2 separate regions of the Homo sapiens genome follow, and region 2 is linked to region 1. Evidence: chromatin contacts called from ENCODE Hi-C or POLR2A ChIA-PET data. All regions are on one chromosome and are shown on one strand. Each heading gives the region's core, a stretch centred on a gene start or an enhancer-like site at or near the end of the contact. The rest is flanking DNA. Distances are from core to core; before and after follow the strand shown.

Region 1 (3,373 bases), core at 233-2,732:
TCTGCATAAAATAGTCTAATGATGATAGGAGTTAAAATGAAGTAAAAGATTTGTTCCCTGCTGTTAAGGATCTTATAATCCCTTTGGGAAGACAAGGTCAATACTGATACAGATGAAAGTATAATCTTCTTCTTCTTGAACAGTAAGAATCTATAACTTCACACATTTCTCTCTTTGCCCAGACTTTGAGCAAAGCTTATATTTAAATTCAGTGCCCAAATTCTGAAGCAACTCACTTTTTCTCAGGAGTCCTTCTGGATTCAATTATTTATTTACTTTTGAGATCTGGTTATGAGACTGGCTAATTTTTTGGTAGAGACGGGGTTTTGCCATGTTGCCAGATTGGTCTTGAACTCCTGGGCTCAAGCAATCTATCTGCCTCGGCCTCACAAAGTGCTGGGATTACAGGTGTGAGCCACTGTGTCTGGCCTGGATTCAATTTTTTATTACGAGTTTTATTTGTTTCTTTTTTAAGATACATATTCTAATGACAAATCATTTGAATCGTTTTGGGAATCAGAAGGTCAAAAGCACTAAAACCTTTTCTACTGGCATGAACTAGCAGTACAAGAAAAATAACCTGACTGGGCATGGTGGCTCACACCTGGAATCCCAGCACTTTGGGAGGCCAAGGTGGGTGGTTTGCTTGAGCCCAGGAGTTCGAGAGCAGCCTGGGCAATATTGTGAGACTCTGTCTCTACAAAATACACACACACACACACACACACACACACCACACATTAGCCAGGTGTGGCGTCATGTGCCTGTAGTCCCAGCTACCCAGGGAGCTGAGGTGAGAGCTCTAGGCTGCAATGAGCTGTGATTATACCACTGCACTCCAGTCTGGGCAACAGAGTGAGACTTTGTGAAAGAAAGAAAGAGAGAAAGAAGAGAGAAAGAAAAAAGAAAGAAAAGAGACAGAAGAAAAATGAGAAAAAAAGAAGAAAAAAGAAAGAAGAAAGAAGAGAGAAAGAAGAAAGAAAGAAAAAGAAAGAAGAAAGAAAAAAGAAAGAAAGAAAAGAAAAAGAAAGGAAGGAAGGAATAAAGAAAGAAAGATCCATGATGAAGACTCACAGAATCTTTGAGTTAAAGGGAACTTGGAAGTCATGGAGTCAACTCCTGTCCCAAAGTAGATATCCTATAAGCTCTCAGATGCTTGGATCCCAGCATTTCCCTAAGCAGACTTCCAGACCATTCTGTGGTGAGTCCGCAATTTTGGAAAATTCTTTGAACAGAAATCTATCTCCCATTCATCCTTATCCCTAATGATCCTCCTTCTGCCCTGCGGAGTGACATAGAACAAGCCACGTACCTCTTCTTCATTGGCAGCCATTCCTATACATAAAGTCAATAATCATGTTCTTCAGAAGACTCCAGGCTAGACATGCTCAACTGCAGTGGCCCCTCATCCTGCTGAGCAGTGCCCAAGGCCTGCAGCCTCCTCCTCTGGTGGATGAACTCTAGTTTATCAAGGTCCCTCCTGGAACCTTGTGCTACAGAGTGGTATAAATATGACCTGGCCAGCACCAAGATTCCTGGGCCAGTTACTCCGTGAAACATCAGGTTACTCTCTGTCTACTAATATAGCTCTGAGGTTTCATTAGCTGTTTCACCAGCTGCTTCCCACGTGGGGCTCTTACTGAACCTGTTGGTTGACTTAACTCCCTATCTTCTGTTTCACATGCACAAGTCAGGCCTCTACTGTGCAATATATATTTTCAACCAAAAGTGCAGGCCATTATATTTATTCATGCTAAATCTGAACTTAGTGGTTTTAGTCTATCAAAAACTCTAGGAAGACCTTTCTTTCTCTTTTAGAGACAGGCTCCCACTCCATTGCCCAGGCTGGAGTGCAGTGATGCAATCATAGCTCAATGTAGCCTCAAACTCCTAGGCTTAAGGGGTCCACTCTTGTGCACCACCACACCTGGCTAATTTCTATTTTTTTTTCCTAGAGACAGGGTCTTGAGCTGGGAGTCCTAGTGCACACCTGTAATCCTAGCTACTCGGGAGGCTGAGGTGAGAGGATCCCTTGAGCCAGGAGTTCAAGGCTGCAGAGCTATGATTGCACCACTGCACTCCACTCCAGCCTGGATGACAGAATGAGACCCTGACTCTTTAAAAAAGTAAAATAAAATAACAGGTTCTCGCTATGTCACCCAGGCTGATCAAACTGCTAATCTTAAGGGATCCTTCTGCCTCAGCCTCCGGAGTAGCTGGGATTACAAGCTCATTCTTAATGTTTATCCTGTCAACTATAGATTATAACTAAATTTTCATCTATTTTTGATTAGCTAGCTATGGTAGCTTTCTGTCATTTACAAATGTAGGCAGCCTGCCTTCAGACTTCAAGATTACTAATGAGATGCAGAGTGACCTTGAACTAGACAGTTAACCTCTGTAGAGCTCTGTTTCCTCATCTGAGGAAAGCAAGGGAGCAGAGAATGACCTCGTAGGTCTCTAGGAATTTCAGTGTACCTTATGCAAATAAAATGGCCAGCTGGTAAAAGACAGGGAAGGGGAAAAAAGCATAGACTGACCCCTTTCACTCATGGTATAAAGTGGTCAAGTAAATGTTCTATGTTCAAATATATGTATTTTAACTTTAAACCTCAGGCATTGTCTTCAGGTAATTAAACTCTGTGAACAACATGGTAGATACCTTCATTCATAATTAAACATTCAATTTTTGCATAGTGCTAGTCTGTGGGGGAGAAAAGCTGCAAAATTTACAGGTATTTTGTCAATTTAATTGCAGTAAATTTGTTCCTAAATTCAGTACGTTATCTAAAACTGCTTGATGAAATATTAGTCTTTTTTTTTTTTCTGAGACAGAGTCTCACTGTGTCGCCTAGGCTGGGATGCAGTGGTGTGATCTCAGCTCACTGCAGCCTCCTCCTCCCAGGTTCAAGCAATTCTCCTGTCTCAGCCTCCCGGGTAGCTGGAACTACAGGCACACGCCACCGCACCTGGCTAATTTTTGTATTTTTAGTAGAGATGGGGTTTCACCATGTTGGCCAGGATGGTCTTGATCTCTTGACCTCGTGATCCACCCGCCTCGGCCTCCCAAAGTGCTAGGATTACAGGCATGAGCCACCGCACCCAGCCAAAGTCACTAATACAAAGTATTAGTCTTATACTCACTTTAATGCAATAGGTGCTAAACACTGTTTTCAGTATTCAGAAATTCACTCAATAAGAGAATTTATAAAAGATCTATTGCCACGTTGAATCCACTCCTATTAATTTTCCAACAGCCTTTAGCCCTAAATTTATTCAAGAGTAAAAAACCTTTTGGCCTGATCTGATTTTAGAAGGTACATTTTAAAATAGTCAAAAGGACTAGATTCCCTCCCATCACACTTAACTTTCT
Region 2 (3,167 bases), core at 105-2,604, 81 kb before region 1:
ACATCCAGAGAGGTTAAGTGACCTTCCTGAAGTCACACAGCTAGCTGCAGAGCCAGGAGTCAAAATTCTGAACTGGCAGCTCCGGGCCCTTTGTGTGGCCTCATACCAGGGTCCTCAGGCAGAAATAGGTTCCTGTGGCCACCCTCCCTAATATTCCCAAGTTCTTTCAGTTCCCAGGGGTGTCTGGGAGCCCGCTAGGAGGAGGGAGGGTGCTGACAAAACTGAAGCTGGAAGGCTAGAGCTCCGGGGGAGCCAGGAGGCCCTGGGCACGGGCCAAACGTAACAGGGCGGGGCGGAGGGGGTTCTCGCCTGCTTTCTGGATCACTGACACCTGGAGCAAGCCTGCCCAGGGAACCCGACCTTGGCCATGACATAGGCTTATTCTGCCCTCACTCTGCCCCCAATCTTTCCAGCCCATCTCCCTACTGCTGAAAGATCAGGGGTCCAGGAGGGATTCCTGGGATTCTGGGCTTTGGGAAAGTGGACTGGGGGCAAATGTTAACCACCAGGGGCACTGGGGGCGGAGAGGGGGACCCTAGAAAGAGGAACTGAGTGTTTGCAGCCGCCCCTCAGTAAGATCCAGGGGCGGGGGCAGGGAAGGGAGCAGCCGCGATCCCCCTAAGCCAGGGTAGGAAACAGGTCGAAGGTCCCCTGGCCTTTGGAAGCAGAGACTTCTTACTCCCAAAGTCCTTCGACTCTGACCGCTGGAAAGACTTGGGAGCTGCTGAGTGCGCCCGGAGGACCCCGCCGCGCTGGGGCTGTGCGTGCAGCAAACCCAAGCCGCTGGCCAGGCTTGCGAGAAAGACCTCCACGCGTGGGGGGACCGTGGCGCCCTAGGTCCTCTGTCACATTCCGGGCCCTGTCACATTAGGCTGGGTTCGGAGACGTGACTGCATCTGGCCCCCCAGTCGCCCCGGCCCAGACCACCCATCCAGAATCCCCGGACTCGCCCTTCTCTCCACTCTGTCCACAGGCTGCCCATCTGGGGACCCCAGAATCTCGCCCCCTTCTCCGTCGGGCTCCCCAGGGCCTCCCTCCCCCTCGTCTGCACGCAAAGCTCCCTTAGGTCCCTTTAAGGAACAACTGGCCCCTGGTCTCTATTTCCCCCATACGATAAAGGGCACCGGGTGTTCCCGCCCGAGGGTGCGGACTCCTCGACCCTGAACTGCCACCCCCAGAAGGCCTTGAGCCCTGCGGCTCCAGGAAGACGGGTCCGTGCGCCTCCGCGTAGACTCGGCTCTCGGTCCTACGCCTGCCGCGCGCCCGCAGCCCGCCTGGCCCCGGGAAGCCTCACCATCGCTGCCGCTGTCCTCGCCCGCGCACCTCTCAGCTGGGCCTGCCCGCCCCGACTGCTCCAGATACAGCCGCCTCCGCCGTTGTGACACACCGGGAGGGGGGGACGCCGGGGACAGGCGCGCCGGGCCCGCAGCTGCCCCCCGGCATCACAGTGCCGGGGAGGGGCGGGCAGGTCACAAAGGCCCCTCCCCGCCCACCCGCGGCTCAAATCTCCGGGTCCTCGGTCCCGCCTCAGCAGCCGGGGGCGCTCGCAGCGGGGACTGCGCCCGCGGGGGAGGCTGCCCTATTACCAAAGCGCACGTGTCCACGTTCCAACACCGCCGGCGAGAGCAGCCTTCGTGACCCCAGCTGCCGGAGAAAGAAATGTAAAATGCAGCCAGGCGAATCGCGCGGGTCTCCCCAAACTTCCGTTCTCCTCCGACCCGCTGGAAAGGCTCCTGACTGGGGTGCAGCTGACCGGAGCGGGCTGCAGCGGGCCCGGGTGCCAAGGTGCCGTCTCAGCTGGGCGCCCTAGGGCCGTGTGTGCTTGGCAAGCTGCAGGGCCTCTGCTCCCAAAGCCTGTGCCTCCTGCCGCCAAGGCCCGCCTGGTTGCTGGAGACGGAAATGAGATGGCATACACAGAGCTCCTGGTACAGGCAGGTGCTGAAGACTGTTCCCGTTTTTACCCTCTCCCCGGATACCTCGCACCTCCACCGGGATTTTCAAATCTCCCCCCTTGATCCCTTCCTACTTTTAAGCCCCAAACGTGTCCAAGTCACATCTCCTATGTAATCCAGAACTCATACCAGGGTTCCCCTGCCTCTGCCCAGTAGTAAGACCCGCCAGATGCTGTTGGTTGCCCCCTGCTCGGGAAGGGGTGGGCACTTGGTAAAAGCCCCTCTTCACACTTTAGATGTTGGCCACGTTGTCACCCTGCCCATCTCCCCTCACTTCCCCCCAGGTGGGTGAGGGGCTGGATGGTCTTTGTTCCTTGTTCTCACTGCTGTTTCTTGTTCTTTCCCTCCAGTGGTCAGTTCCATTCATGTTGAAAGGTGTACCCCAGCCTCTCTCTTCCACTTTCCTCAGCACCAAGCCAACGCAGGCAAATTCATAGGTTTTCCTTAAGACAATACCACTTTAGCCAGACGTGGTAACTCCCCAAGTTTCCAAGCACAGTTAGAGATCTTCCTACCCTTCTGCTCCTAAGACATGCCTGCTTGTGGCCAATAGAGAATGAGAGCAGATTTCTGCTTACCTATGCGGCAATCTGTTCTGTTGGCCACCCATTCATAAACGATAGTACATGTGTCGTAATCATCTTTGCATTTGAGAGAGTACCAAACACAGTGCTTTACCCACTGATACAAACGGTACTTAGTAAAGCATGCGTTGAATTTTTGTCTATCTTATAATGTAAGATCCTGACAATTAAGACTCAGGATTAAGCTAATTGTGCCAAGCACATGATAAATGGTCAATAAAGGATTTTGGTTATTAGTATAACTCTATGTGTATTTCTCTTCCAAACTCTCCCATAGCATATTCTATTACTTCTTCCATAGCATTTCTTTTATTTTTTATTTTTTTTGATGGAGTCTTGCTCTGTCGCCCAGGCTGGAGTGCGGTGGTGTGATCTAGGCTCACTGCAACCTCCGCCTCCCGGGTTCAAGTGATTCTCCTGCCTCAGCCTCCCGAGTAGCTGGGACTACAGGCGCGTGCCACCACGCTCGGCTAATTTTTTGTATTTTTAGTAGAGACGGGGTTTCACCGTGTTACCCAGGATGGTCTCAATCTCCTGACCTTGTGATCCACCCATCTTGGCCTCCCAAAGTGCTGGGATTACAGGCGTGAGCCATCGCGCCCAGCCCCATAGTATTTATCACTTTCTTTTT

The links. A loop is a pair of places that touch in the nucleus more often than their neighbours do. ChIA-PET counts read pairs that join two places held with the same protein, here RNA polymerase II (POLR2A). Pooled maps may share reads with other maps.
Region 2: a loop to region 1 is called in a map of K562, with 3 times the contacts of the local background. The contact joins the promoter of TUBA8 here to the promoter of LINC01634 in region 1. A Hi-C loop is called at or near these places in 1 of 168 maps with a recorded cell type or tissue (K562) and 3 of 50 pooled maps. POLR2A ChIA-PET finds 5 or more read pairs at or near these places in 1 of 52 experiments (T-cell).

Annotation. Positions count from the first base shown.
Region 1 is chr22:18,027,494-18,030,866 of GRCh38, reverse strand. It overlaps LINC01634 (long intergenic non-protein coding RNA 1634), which reads right to left and starts at 1,482. Exons shown (of 2, transcript NR_024417.1): 1 at 1,313-1,482. RefSeq lists enhancers at 1,293-1,392, 1,433-1,502.
Region 2 is chr22:18,108,996-18,112,162 of GRCh38, reverse strand. TUBA8 (tubulin alpha 8) reads right to left here and starts at 1,354. Exons shown (of 5, transcript NM_018943.3): 1 at 1,295-1,354. The coding sequence starts at 1,297. RefSeq lists a silencer at 1,188-1,577 and an enhancer at 1,658-1,857.